Regions from separate parts of the Homo sapiens genome. Here regions 1 and 3 are each linked to region 2. A link is a contact called in ENCODE Hi-C or POLR2A ChIA-PET data. All regions are on one chromosome and are shown on one strand. Each heading gives the region's core, a stretch centred on a gene start or an enhancer-like site at or near the end of the contact. The rest is flanking DNA. Distances are from core to core; before and after follow the strand shown.

Region 1 (4,660 bases), core at 1,979-4,478, 570 kb before region 2:
GGGCCCTCTGCTACTCGGAGATGAGAGTTCAGTCCAGCGGCCATCAGAGGGGTCCTTAGAGAGCCACGGAGAAAGCTGGTGGGATCTGGGCCCCAAGCTAGAGACTTCACTGACTATGGTTGTCCTCTTGTCAAAGGTCCAGTCCCCTTCTAAGCATTTTACCACTCACTTCACTGAATCCTCAGTGACCCAAGGAGGCAGGAATTATTATTAACCCATCTTCCCAGTGAGGAAACTGAGGCTGAGAGGAAGGGACTTGCACAGGGTCACACAGCTGGGAAATGAGCTGGCCTCAGGCATGTTGACCCCAAAGTCTGGGCATGCCCTTAACCCCCAGGGAGGGTCAGACTTTGCCCATCTGCCCTCACTGCCTGCCCTATCTTGCAGGAATGTCTACAAGGATTATCGGCAGCTGGAGCTAGCCTGTGAGACACAGGAGGAGGTGGACAGCTGGAAGGCCTCCTTCCTGAGGGCTGGCGTGTACCCTGAGCGTGTTGGGGTGAGTGGCAGGGCAAGGAGAGGAAGGGCAAGCATGATCCTAGGGCCCCTGGGGCACCATCCTCAGTGATGCCAAGTCATGCCATGTTTCCGAGCCCTTATTTGGCTCAGAAATAATAGGAATCCTCCCCCCTACCCACTCTGGGGGTGGGAACAGAGATAAGTCTCCTGGTATTCCCATCCTTCTCCAGTGGCAGTTTTGTGTCTCTGTCTCTGTTGCAGATGGCATTTCCTCCATCCCCTTTCTATGATGGTAGTTTCTTGTGACTGCCTTCTCTTTTCTCCCCTATTTCACTGTGGCGATGTCTAGAGTAGCCTGAGAGTTGGGGTGCAGTATCCCAGGTTCACTCAATCTCTCCCCTTTTCCTCTCTGTGTTTCCTTCGGCTGTGCTCCCTGGTGGTGGCGGCGGTGGCAATGTTGGTGTGTGGGCCTCCCAGGACAAAGAGAAAGTGAGTGTGCCCTTCTCTTGCCTCCTGCCAGGCATCTGCAGCCTGGCACCAGCTCCAGCCAGGTTTTCAAGCAAGGGACCTGGAGATGTTCTTTTCTAATTTCTGGATTGGGGCCAGGCGCAGTGGCTCACACCTGTAAACCCAACACTTTGGGAGGCCGAGGTGGGCGGATCACAAGGTCAGGAGTTCGAGACCAGCCTGGCCAACACGGTGAAACCCCACCTCTACTAAAAATACAAAAATTAGCCAGGCATGGTGGTGCGCGCCTGTAATCCCAGCTACTCAGGAGGCTGAGGCAGGAGAATCGCTTGAACCCAGGAGGAGGTTGCAATGAGCCAATACAGCACCACTGCACTCCAGCCTGGGTGACAAAGCAAGACTTTCTCAAAATAATAATAATAATAATTTCTGGATTGGGAAATTGAGGCAAATTCTAGGCACTAGAGTCAGAACCAAGACAAGGCTGAATCAGGGGAGTCTAGGGTCCTGAGAGGCACAGGGATGCGGAGCCAGGTATGTATTCAGGCCAGTCGCTTCTCTCTGTGCCTCAATATTCTGGGTACCCTTGGAGGGGCTGAGATCCTGGGGATGCCTGGAGCCTGGCTGCATGGCCTGGCCACCTGATGCCCTTGTGTTCTCCATGGCAGGCCAGCGAGACCGAGGAGAATGGCTCCGACAGCTTCATGCATTCCATGGACCCACAGCTGGAACGGCAAGTGGAGACCATCCGGAATCTTGTGGACTCATACATGGCCATTGTCAACAAGACCGTGAGGGACCTCATGCCCAAGACCATCATGCACCTCATGATTAACAATGTGCGTGCTCCACTGCATGGGGGCAGGGAAATCCTGTGGCACTGGGGATGCAGGTGGCCATGTTGGCCTGGGGGAGATGCCAACCAGCCCTATGGGACCAGGTCCAGGGAGGGAGGCACGGTCCAGACCAGAGCTGTCCAATAGAAATATCATGAGGGGCTGGGCGCGGTGGCTCACACCTGTAATCCCAGCACTTTGGGAGGCCAAGGCAGGTGGATCACGTGAGGTCAGGAGTTTAAGACCAGCCTGGCCAACATGGTGAAACCCCATCTCTACTAAAAATAGAACAATTAGCCAGGTGTGGTAGCGTGAGCCTGTAATTGCAGCTACTCGGGAGGCTGAGGCAGGAGAATCACTTGAACCCAGGAGGCGGAGGTTGCAGTGAACCGAGATCCTGCCACTGCACTCCAGCCTGGCCGACAGAGCGAGACTCCATCTCAAAAAAAAAAAAAAAGAAGAAGAAATATAATGAGGGGCTGTGCACGGTGGCTCATGCCTGTAATCCCAGCACTTTGGGAGGACAAGGCAGGAGGATCACTTGAGCCCAGGAGTTCAAGACCAGCTTGGGCAACACAGTGAGACTTTGTCTCTACACAAAAATTTTAAAGAATAGCGGGGGTTGGCCGGGCGCGGTAGTTCATGCCTGTAATCCCAGCACTTTGGGAGGCCGAGGTGCGCAGATCACCTGAAGTTGGGATTTTGAGACCAGCCTGACCAACATGGAGAAACCCCATCTCTATTAAAAATACAAAATTAGCCGGGCGTGGTGGCACATGCCTGTAATCCCAGCTACTCAGGAGGCTGAGGCAGGAGAATTGCTTGAACCCGGGAGGCGGAGGTTGCGGTGAGCTGAGATTGTGCCATTACACTCCAGCGTGGGTAACAAGAGTGAAACTCCGTCTCAAAAAAAAAAAAAAGAATAGCTGGGGTTGGTGGTAGCACGTGCCTGTAGTCCTAGCTACTGGAGAGGCTGACATTGGAAGATAACTTTGAGCCCAGGAGGTTGAGGCTACAGTGAGTGGTAATCTCCCCACTGTACTCCAGCCTGGTGAAAGAGCGAGACCCTATCTCCAGGAAGAAGAAAAAAAAAAACAACTGAGTAGACAAGAGTTCTGGTGGCATGATAGGTCCTAAGTCCCCTCCCGGTTCTGTGACCTTGGTCAGATGACTTTTCCTGTGGACCTCAGTGTCCTCATCTGAGTGAGAAAAGCGCGGTGGGGAGGTGAATCTTCCAGTCTACGCAGTGTAGGAGCCGCGTCTGAAAAGCCACACCAGCTCACAGTCCCAGCAGGGCCCGGTGGGGCGGCCAGGGCGGCACAGGCATCAGGTCCCCACCTCCTTCCCTCTTTGCCTACTCGCAGACCAAGGAGTTCATCTTCTCGGAGCTGCTGGCCAACCTGTACTCGTGTGGGGACCAGAACACGCTGATGGAGGAGTCGGCGGAGCAGGCACAGCGGCGCGACGAGATGCTGCGCATGTACCACGCACTGAAGGAGGCGCTCAGCATCATCGGCGACATCAACACGACCACCGTCAGCACGCCCATGCCCCCGCCCGTGGACGACTCCTGGCTGCAGGTGCAGAGCGTACCGGCCGGACGCAGGTACCAGGGCCGGCCCCCACGGCCCCAAAGCCCCCCAGCCCGGGGCCCGCGGGAGGAATGCCGGGACCGGGCAGTGGCGCGCCCGCGTCACCGGGGTGGCTCCCACCTGGAGCGAGGGGCGGAGCTTAGAGAGGGCGGGGCTTGTCGCGGGGCGGGGCTTGCCGTGGAGAGCTGGCTGCAAGGCTGGGTGGAGCTGGGGCGTTGGCGCCGCTGGGGGCGGGGCTTAAGCTCCGGCGACCGCCTTAGGGGTGCGGCAGGGAGGGGCTTGCGTGCATGGGCGTGGCCAGCACTGGGCTGGGGCGGGGCCTCTGGGTGGGCGGAGCTGCTCATCTCGCCTCTCCTTGTTCCTCGCTCCCTGTCGCCCTCAGGTCGCCCACGTCCAGCCCCACGCCGCAGCGCCGAGCCCCCGCCGTGCCCCCAGCCCGGCCCGGGTCGCGGGGCCCTGCTCCTGGGCCTCCGCCTGCTGGGTCCGCCCTGGGGGGGGCGCCCCCCGTGCCCTCCAGGCCGGGGGCTTCCCCTGACCCTTTCGGCCCTCCCCCTCAGGTGCCCTCGCGCCCCAACCGCGCCCCGCCCGGGGTCCCCAGGTGAGTAGGGGCTGAATGCGGCTGGAGAGGCTGCCGGACGGGCGTGGCCGGGAGGGAAATGGGGCTGGATTCCAGAGCATCGGACCTGGCCGCCAGAACCGGCCGTTTCTATCCCAGGCAATCGGACTCTGGGTGCCGGAGCCACGCCACGTGTGGCCGAGGGCTGGCGGAGCCTGCCCCCGAGGGAGCGCTGAGTCCCGGAGGTGGTCGTTTCTGGGGAGGGGGCTGTGGGGCTCGTCCCACCTGCCCCCTTCTTTCCAGCACTTGCATGGCGCTTCCCTCTATTTTCACTCTTGGCGGCCGCCCACACGTTGCATTCCTCCTCCTTTCTTCTTCTTGCTGTCCTCCATCCTCCATTCCGTCCAATTCCTCTCCCAGCCCCTGGGGAGCCTACCTTAGGTCTGACTCTGAACCCCGATCTGCTCTGAGTGTGTGGATTTCCTTCAGCTACCCTGATGTCCCCACTTCCCAGCCCTGACTCCTTTGAGCCATCCCAGGGGGTGTCCAGCCACTGGCCCACAGGAGCAGAGGCCAGGCTGTGACTGTGTGACTAGAAAGGTGTGTGATGTGTGTGTGGGCGTGCACACGAGTGTGAGAGTGTAAGCATGGCACCCAGGCCCGGGCTAGGACAGGAGCAGCTGGGGAAGCAGCCTGGGCCGTGGGCAAACTGATGGCTTTTTTCCTCCCCCCAACCACCCCCTCCGCGA
Region 2 (4,394 bases), core at 1,841-4,340:
AGGCCGGGCGTGGTGGCTAACGCCTGTAATCCCAGCACTTTGGGAGGCTGAGGCAGGTGGATCACGAGGTCAGGAGTTCAAGACCAGTCTGGCCAACATAGTGAAACCCCATCTCTACTAAAAATACAACAAAATTAGCCGAGCGTGGTGGTGTGCACCTGTAATCCCAGCTACTCAGGAGGCTGAGGCAAGAGAATTGCGTCAACCTGGGAGGGGGAGGTTGCAGTGAGCCAAGATTGTGCCATTGCACTCCAGCCCAGGCAACAGTGCGAGATTCACCCTCAAAAAAAAAAGGAGATTCTGTCATTTGTGACAACATGGAAGAACCTAGAGGACGTTACGGTAGGTGAAATAAGCCAGGCACAGAAAGACAAACACGACATGGTTTCACTTATATTCGGAATGTAAAACAACTCATAGAGGTGGAGAGTAGAATGATGGTACCAGAGTCTGGGGATTGGTGGGAGTTGGGGCGGTGGGGAATGGGGAAATGTTGGTCAAAGGGTACAGTTTCAGCTAGACAGGAGGATTTTTTTTTTTTTAATTTGAGACGGGGGTCTTACTATGTTGCCCAGGCTGGTCTTGAACTCCTTGGTTCAAGCAATCCTCCCACCTTGGCCTCCAAAAGGGCTATGATTACAGGCCTAAGCCACCATACCCGGCCCAGGAATGTTTTTTTTTTAGAACTATAGCATGGTATGGCCAGGTGCGATGGCTCACACCTGTAATCCCAGCACTTTGGGAGACTGAGGTGGGTGGATCATCTGAGGTCGGGAGTTCGAGACCAGCCTGACCAGCATGGAGAAACCCTGTCTCTACTAAAAATACAAAAAATTAGCTGGGGATGGTGACACATGCCTGTAATCCCAGCTACTCGGGAGGCTGAGGCAGGAGAATCACTTGAACCTGGGAGGCAGAGGTTGTGGTGAGCCGAGATCACGCCATTGCACCCCAGCCTGGGCAACAAGAGCAAAACTCTGTCTCCAAAAAAAAAAAACACAAACTACAGCATGGTCACTATAGTTAATGTATATTTCAAAATTGCTGAAAGTAGCTGGGTATGGTGATACACCATAGCCTGTAGTCCCATTTACTCAGGAGGCTGAGGCCCACAGATCACTTGATCCCAGGAGGTCAAGAACAGCCTGGGCAACAAAGCAAGACCCTGTCCCATATTTTTTTTTGAAGCAGAGTCTCACTCTGTTGCCCAGGCTGGAGTGCAGTGGCATGATCTCGGCTCACTGCAACCTCCGCCCTCCAGGTTCAAGCAATCCTCTTGCCTCAGTCCCCCAGTAGGTGGGATTACAGGCACGGTCCACTATGCCCAGCTAATTTTTGTATTTTTAGTAGAGACAGGGTTTCGCCATGTTGGCCAGGCTGGTCTCAAACTACTGACCTCAGGAGGGCTTAGTGGCTCATGCCTGTAACTTTGGGAGGCCAAGGCAGGAGGATCACTGGAGGCCAGGAGTTCAAGACCAGCCTGGACAACATAGCGAGGCCCCATCTCTATAAAAAATTTAAAAGTTAGCCAGGCATCATGATATGTGTCTGTGGTCCTAGCTACTCGGGAGGGTGAGGCAGGAGGATGGCTTGAGCCCAGGAGGTCAAGGCTGCAGTGAACTGTGATCTTGCCACTGCACTCCGTGTGGGTGACAGCACAAGACCTTATTTTCCTTAAAGGAAAAAAAAATGCTAAGAGTGGCTGGGTTGGGTGGCCCATGTCTATAACCCCAGCACTTTGGGAGGCCAAGGTGGGTGGATCACAAGGTCAGGAGTTAGTTCGAGACCAGCCTGGCCAACATGGTGAAACCCATTCTTTACTAAAAGTACAAAAATTAGCTGGGCGTGGTGGCGCGCGCCTGTAGTCCCAGCTACTCAGGAGGCCGAGGCACGAGAATCGCTTGAACCAAGGAGGCGGAGGTTGCAGTGAGCCTGGGCGACAGAGCGAGACTCCGTCTCAAAAAAAAAAAAAAATTAGCTGGGCCTGGTGGTGCGCGCCTGTAATCCCAGCTACTTCAGAGGCTGAGGCAGGAGAATCACTTGAACCTGGGAGGCAGAGGTTCCACTGCGCGGAGATCACGCCATTGCACTCCAGCCTGGGCAATAGAGTGAGACTCCGTCTCAAAAAATAAAAGTCCTTAACCAGTCCATATTTCTGAATATTTTGCTTATTCCTGCCGGCAGTGTAATACTCTGGTGAATATTTGCGTTCGAGATCCTTGCATTCCCGAGATTTCCCCAGCTCAGCCCTCTGCGTGGGTTGAACGGTATGAACCTTTTTAAGGCTTCGCTTGTACTGTACTGTCAAGCTGTTTTTTGGAATATTCGCCCCAGGTTTCTGTTCCAGCCAGCAGCCAGCATCAGCCGTCTGCATCCTTGTCCTCAAACTGCTGTTAATTAAAATCTTTGCCAATCTGGGCCGGGCGCGGTGGCTCACGCCTGTAATGCCAACACTTTGGGAGGCCGAGGCCGGCGGATCGCCTGAGGTCGGGAGTTTGAGACCAGCCTGACCAACATGGAGAAACCCTGTCTCTACTAAAGATACAAAATTAGCCGGGCGTGGTGGCGCATGCCTGTAATCCCAGCTACTTGGGAGGCTGAAGCAGGAGAATCGCTTGAACCTGTGAGGCGGAGGTTGCAGTGAGCCGAGATCACGCCATTGCACTCGAGTCTGGGCGACCAGAGCGAAACTCCGTCTCAAAAAAAAAAAAAAAAAAAAAGAAACCTTTGCCAATCTGGTAGAATTGCGGGGCTTATTTTATGGTGTCATGGAGGATAGCCTAGGGCCAGATATACCTGGGGCCCTGTGCCTGCTCTGCGAACTAGGAGCTCACTCTCCGAGCGGTGTAGAGGGTGAGACTAAGCAGTGACAGTAAAAGCTTTCGACAGTGCTTGACCCTTCCGCGGAGCGTATTAAGCAGGAGCTCCCTGCGCAGGCGCAGAGGAGAGAGTGTCTCCCACCCCACGACCAGCAGGGGGCCTGCGAGGCGGGTGCGGAGCCAGGCCTGATGGTGGCCAATCGCGAGCTGAGGCGACGATGCCACGCCCCTCATACCGGCGTCTTAAATGCGCAAAGAAAGGACGCCGGGGACACCCGGTTGGGCTCTGCTGCTCCCTTCTGGGTTCCGAGGCCCAAGCCCTTGGCAGTGTTTGTGAGTGGAAGGGAGGTCACGCTATCGTCCGCGGCCCCAGCAGCCCTGTGCCCTCGTTGGATCCCGCGACGCGGCTCCTTTAAGAGCCTCGCGGGTCGCCCGCCGCTAGGTCGCTCCCCGGCCATGCGGGCGCTGCGGGCCGGCCTGACCCTGGCGTCGGGCGCGGGGCTGGGTGCGGTCGTCGAGGGCTGGCGGCGGCGGCGGGAGGACGCGCGGGCGGCGCCGGGACTGCTGGGCCGGCTGCCCGTGCTGCCCGTGGCGGCGGCAGCCGAGTTGCCCCCTGTGCCCGGGGGACCCCGCGGCCCGGGCGAGCTGGCCAAGTACGGGCTGCCGGGGCTGGCGCAGCTCAAGAGCCGCGAGTCGTACGTGCTGTGCTACGACCCGCGCACCCGCGGCGCGCTCTGGGTGGTGGAGCAGCTGCGACCCGAGCGTCTCCGCGGCGACGGCGACCGGCGCGAGTGCGACTTCCGCGAGGACGACTCGGTGCACGCGTACCACCGTGCCACCAACGCCGACTACCGCGGCAGTGGCTTCGACCGCGGTCACCTGGCCGCCGCCGCCAACCACCGCTGGAGCCAGAAGGCCATGGACGACACGTTCTACCTGAGCAACGTCGCGCCCCAGGTAGCGCCCGCGCCCCGGGCCGGTCGCGGAATGCGGGGCCGGCGCCTGGCCTCGCGGGGCCTCGGTTTGTTCTTCTGCAGAACGGGGCAGCTGCCCAACGCGCCCCCGGTCAGGCATCGCAGTGACATCCCGTGGCGGGAGGGAGGAGCACTGGGCTCCAGGCACAGGGTCTGCAGGCCGACCAGGGCTTGAGCTTCAACTGCGAACCCTGGGCACCTCCCTGAGCGTCGCTTTCCTCGTCAAAAAAATGGGGATAATACCGTTATTCACCTTCCTCCTGCGGTAGTGATGAGGCGCTGAGGCTCACAGAGGCAAAGTGACGGGCACAGTGTCACACAGCAGAAGAAGGCTGTCTGTTGTAGAACCGCAGCGCCCAACCTATTGGGCACCAGGGTGCGGTTTCGTGGAAGACAGTTTTTCCACGGCTTGGTGGGTGAGGGCGGGTTTCAGGATAATTCAAGTGCGTTACATTTATGTACATTTTATTTCTATTATTATTACATTGTAACATATAGTGAAATATACAACTCACAGTAATGTAGGATCCGTGGGAGCCCTGAGCTTGTTTTCCTGCAACTAGACAGTCCTATCTGGAGGTGATGGGCAACAACGACAGAT
Region 3 (4,607 bases), core at 542-3,041, 630 kb before region 2:
TTGCACTCCACTCCAGCCTGGGCGACAGAGCAAAACTCTGTCTCAAAAAAAAAAAAAAAAAAAAAAAAAAAAAAAAAGGAGCAGCATCTTGGAAGGAAGAGCTGAGACTGCTCTCCATATTGGGAAATTGAGACAAGGCCACAGACTTAATGCACAGGGCTAGAGACAACCACTCAGACATCTGGATGGTCAAGAGGCCCAGGCATCGGCCCAGCTTAGCCACTGCTGATGCAGGGCAAATGATTTCCCTTCTTAGCTTCTTCACCTGTCAGATGGCATCTAATCTGAATGTGAGTGAAGTGTGCTGAGTATTGCCCAAAGAGCCAGCACCATGGCCAAGGACACACCTCTGCAATCAGACAGATCTGCATTCAAATTAGCAGCTTAGGGACTTTCACCTCCTGGAGCCTTAGTGTCCTCATGAGTGAACTAGGATGCCAAGAATAGCTCCCTCTCAGGGTGGCTGTGTGGAGTTGAGATTTAGAGCAATGCGCTGCTAGGGAGCTACCACTAAAAGAGACTGAGAAGAGGCCTGGGGCCATCCATACCTTGCAACTGCTGTAAAAGCAAAGCTCTCTGCAGCATGGAGCCGTTGAGGAGGGAGGCTGAGTTGGTGCCCTGGAGATTCAGAAGCGGCTGCTGTGGCTGCTGCGGGGGGAGCCCCCTGTGTGTTGGGAGGGGGTGTCAGAGGGTTATTTGGAAAGTCAGACCTTCCTTCTTCCCCAAGGCTTCTCACCTCCATTCTCTGCCCCACTCTGTGGTAGACAGAGGACCCCTTGGGGCTGGAATTGGTGATCTCCAGGACTCAAACGGGGATGGCACTGGGAAAAAGGATGGGGATCGGGAGCTCCGAGACATGGGTCTGAGTAGCAAGGCTGAAGCCATCGCGCCCGAGAGGGGAACTCACCGGCTGACAGCCATGGGCAACGGGGCCTGTGGTGGGGACTGCTGGAGCAGCTGCTGGAGCTGCAGTAACTGCTGCTGCTGCAATTGCTGCTGCTGGAGCTGCTGCTGCTGTAACTGCTGGAGCTGCTGCTGCTGTTGCTGGAGCTGCTGCTGCTGCTGCTGGCTGAACATGGTGGCTAGGGGCAGAAAGCAGAGTGAGGCAAGGGGTCCCCACCATAAGTCAGGCCTGCTCCCCTCCCATCCACCGCCACTCCCCGCAGCCACAGCCCGCAGAGACTGCTGAGGAGCTTCACAGCTGCATTCCCAGTCCTGCCAAGAGCCTGCCACACTCGCTTGGCCCATCCTTCCAAGTTACCTCCAGTCCTGCTAGGGGCAAGATTCAACCACCCTCCTGCCAATGCCCCCCAGACACTGCCAACAGCCCCTCCTTCAAGTCCCTCCATCTCTCCATTTCTGGCGGCTCCATCCTCCCACCCTCAGCCTCAGCCTCTCTCTGCGCCCATCACTTCCTCACTCACAGCCCCTTTTCAATACCGCAACCCTCTCTGGGCCCCCGGGTGTCAATAACATCGGCACCCGTCCAACCCGGTCACCGTGGTCCTGAGCTCCGTGGGACGGCTTCTCTCCACCACCGCCACCTCCTCGCGCCCCACTCCGCCCGCTCCCACCCCGCCAGCCGCCTCCTCCGCAGACACAGCCAGCTCGCAGGCGGAGCCCCACGACCCAGCCGCCCCCGGCCCCGCACCTCGCCTCCCCGCGCGCCCTCAACGCTCAAGTCGCCCCCACGGATGGGCCGGCCCCGCAGCCCCCACGCCTCGGCCGGGCGGCTCCGGCCCGCGGGCTCCCGGCCTCCCCGCTGCTACTCCGGGGCCTGTGGGCTCGTAAGGCCCAAATGCGGGCGGGGCCGGCCGGGGCAGCGCCCTCTGGGGGACGGGAGGTCCAGGCGCCTCCGGCCGCGCCACCCGAGCCCGCCCAGTGCACAAGTCACGCTGGGGGGCGGCTGCGGGGCGCTAGCAGGTGCGAGGGGGTCCTGGGCGGCTCATACCCTCTGTCCCGCGTCCTCCGCATCGCGAAGGGGAGGCTCGGAGACCAAGGTCCGTCTGCCGCCCGGAAGGGTCAGCCATCCCGCGGGGCATCGAGGGGGACTTCCTTCCTGTTCCCAACCCACCTCCCTGCGGCCGCCGCGGTCCTGCGATCCTGGGGCCCCGCGCGGGGCTGCGGTGAGAGGGGGCGCGCAGTTGGCGGATGTACATTCATTCGAGGGACCCAGGCCAGGCGAGAGGGCGGCCAAGGTCTTACAGTCCGTCAGGAGTTTGCCCACGGAGGGGTGGAGGGAGAGTCCCCCTCCAAGTCTTTTCTCAGTAGATTTGGCTAAGGAAGGAGTAGGTGAGGAGGGTCGAGGCCAATTATCAAAAAATAGCCCTAGGGGCCGGGCGCTTCCGCCTGTAATCTCAGTACTCTGGGAGGCCGAGGCTGGAGGATCAAGACCAGCCTGGGCAAAATGGCGAAATCCCTCTCTACAAAAAATACAAACATTAGCCAGGGTGGTGGCGGGCGTCTGTAGTCCCAGCTACTCGGGAGGCTAAGGCAAGAGGATCACTTGAGCCCGGGAGGCACAGGCTGCAGTGAGCTGAGATCGCGCCACTGCACTCCAGCCTGAGCGACAGAGCAAGAGCTGTCAAAAAAAAAAAAGTAAAAATTTTAAAAAGAAAAGGAGAGGAAAACAGAGCCCTGCTCCCTTATCCTGCACCTAAAATGGTCCTGCCCCCAAGAACCCCCTTAACAACCGCTGTATCCCCCCATCCCCGCGCCGTAACAATCCTTGGCTACTAAGTAGTAATTCTTTTATTTATTTTTTATTTATTTATATTTTTGAGACGGAGTCTCACTCTGTCGCCCAGGCTGAAGTGCAGTGGCACGATCTGGGCTCACCGCAACCTCCGCCTCCTGGGTTCAAGTGGTCCTCCCGCCTCAGCTTCCAGAATACCTGGGACTACAGGCGCGGGCCACCACGCCCGGCTAATTTTTGTATTTTTAATAGAGACGGGGCTTCACCATGTTGGTCAGGCTAGTCTCGAACTCCTGACCTCAAGTGATTCGCCTGCCTTGGCCTCCCAAAGTGCTGGGATTACAGGGGTGAGCCACCTCTCCTGGACTAAGTAGCAATTCCGGCTCCCTTTTCTGTGGCTCCCTGCCTTGTGCGTGTCACAGCCTGGGCGACTCCTCGCCCTGCCTTCCGCGCCGACGTTGGGCGGGCAGGGCGCGCGGGGGCACTGGCGGCGCGCAGACCCGGGCAGGCGGAGCGCGTTGACGGAGGGCGCTCGGGCAGCAGAATTCGCGCGTCCATAAATCACTGCAGTCATGTGACGAGCGCCGCTCCAAAGCTCTGGACTGGCTCTGCGGCAGATGGGCGGCGGCTGAGGAGCCTAACTCAACCTGGACTAGTCGTGGAAGAGCTAGGACTTAGAGGCGCGAAAGTGACTCAGCGAGGCCGGAGCGCAGGGTGGCGTCCAGGGCCCCGGGGACGTCGGCGCCTATGGGTGAACAGGCAGCCTGGAGGGTGGGGACTTCGAATGCTGGGCTGAGAAGTAGGCTTTATCCTCTAAGGGTAGGGAGCACTGGAGAAGGGTGTGAACCTCATGAGTGACAGCATCAAATCTGCCAATTAGAAAACCCGCTCCCGTGAAAACCAAGACAGAAGCAGTGAGGAGAGAGGGGCGAGTCAAGACTGCCCAGGCTCTACTGGGCACAGCGGCTCACCCCTGTAATCCCAGCACTTTGTGGGGGGTCCAGGCAAGTGGATCACTTAAGGTCAGGAGTTCGACACCAGCCTGGCCAACATGGTAAAACTACGTGTCTACTAAAAATACAAAAAAAATTAGCCGGATGTGGTGGCGGGCGCCTGTAATCTCAGCTACTCGGGAGGCTGAGGCAGAAGAATCGCTTGAACCCGGGAGGCAGAGGTTGCAGCCGAGATCACATCACTGCATTCCAGCCTGGGCGACAGAGTGAGACTCCATTTTAAAAAATAAAAATCAAAGACTGCCCAGGCTGCCAAGCAAGCATGTTAACACCTTGATCTGGGTGCTAGCGTTGGAGAGGTCCAGGATTGAATCGTGACTCCCCTGCCTTGTGGCTAGGTGACACTGGCTGGGGGAGAGGCCTCTTAGCTGGTTTCCTCCTTGGTGAAATGTGTGCCCCCTCCCGGGGTGGTAAGGATGACATTACATAATGCTTAGCACTGGCACCTGGCACAGAAGGAGCTTAGCAAATTGCCAAAGTGAAAAAACTAAAAATAATGCTTGTGCTGGTGAAGGTGGAAAGCCAGCACTAACTTCCTGTGTTGGTTCATCTTTCTGGGAAGCAATTTGCAAATTTTATATCAAGAATCTTGGGCCGATGCAGTGGCTCATGTCTGTAATCCCAGCACTTTGGGAGGCTGAAGCAGGCGGATCACCTGAGGTCAAGAGTTCAAGACCAGCCTGGCCAACATGGTGAAACCTCATCTCTACTAAAAATACAAAAATTAGCCGGGCATGGTGGCAGACGCCTGTCATCCCAGCTACTCGGGAGGATGAGGCAGGAGAATTGCTTGAACCTGGGAGCCGGAGGTTGCAGTGAGCCAAGATCGTACCATTGCACTCCAGCCTGGGTGACAAGAGCAAAACTCCATCTCAAAAAAAAAAAAAAAAAAAAGAATC

The links. A loop is a pair of places that touch in the nucleus more often than their neighbours do. ChIA-PET counts read pairs that join two places held with the same protein, here RNA polymerase II (POLR2A). Pooled maps may share reads with other maps.
Region 1: a loop to region 2 is called in a map of naive thymus-derived CD4-positive, alpha-beta T cell, with 16 times the contacts of the local background. The contact joins the enhancer-like site here to the promoter of ENDOG in region 2. A Hi-C loop is called at or near these places in 1 of 168 maps with a recorded cell type or tissue (naive thymus-derived CD4-positive, alpha-beta T cell) and 7 of 50 pooled maps. POLR2A ChIA-PET finds 5 or more read pairs at or near these places in 2 of 52 experiments (CD4-positive, alpha-beta T cell and MCF 10A).
Region 3: a pooled map shows a loop between it and region 2 (5-fold over the local background). The contact joins the promoter of CIZ1 here to the promoter of ENDOG in region 2. A Hi-C loop is called at or near these places in 4 of 50 pooled maps. POLR2A ChIA-PET finds 5 or more read pairs at or near these places in 2 of 52 experiments (HEK293 and activated T-cell).

What each region holds. Positions count from the first base shown.
Region 1 is chr9:128,246,988-128,251,647 of GRCh38, forward strand. It overlaps DNM1 (dynamin 1), which reads left to right. Exons shown (of 22, transcript NM_004408.4): 17 at 388-499; 18 at 937-948; 19 at 1,596-1,766; 20 at 3,128-3,369; 21 at 3,738-3,953. Among named protein-coding and RNA genes, the nearest start is that of MIR3154, 4.3 kb to the left of the region's middle. RefSeq lists an enhancer at 3,000-3,139 and silencers at 3,310-3,809, 3,820-3,909. Within about 2 kb of position 3,229, at least 9 of the 41 ENCODE cell types and tissues checked have a DNase peak (open chromatin) inside an H3K27ac peak, as active enhancers do; they include CD4-positive, alpha-beta T cell, where a contact is called at or near this core.
Region 2 is chr9:128,815,410-128,819,803 of GRCh38, forward strand. ENDOG (endonuclease G) reads left to right here and starts at 3,091. Exons shown (of 3, transcript NM_004435.2): 1 at 3,091-3,776. The coding sequence starts at 3,276. KYAT1-SPOUT1 (KYAT1-SPOUT1 readthrough) reads right to left here. Exons shown (of 25, transcript NR_182311.1): 25 at 4,242-4,394. It overlaps SPOUT1 (SPOUT domain containing methyltransferase 1), which reads right to left. Exons shown (of 12, transcript NM_016390.4): 12 at 4,242-4,394. RefSeq lists a silencer at 3,325-3,384 and enhancers at 3,489-4,054, 4,005-4,094.
Region 3 is chr9:128,189,781-128,194,387 of GRCh38, forward strand. CIZ1 (CDKN1A interacting zinc finger protein 1) reads right to left here and starts at 1,792. Exons shown (of 17, transcript NM_001131016.2): 1 at 1,652-1,792; 2 at 908-1,082; 3 at 549-664. The coding sequence starts at 1,077. RefSeq lists silencers at 1,548-1,987, 1,775-1,942 and enhancers at 2,830-3,345, 3,346-3,860.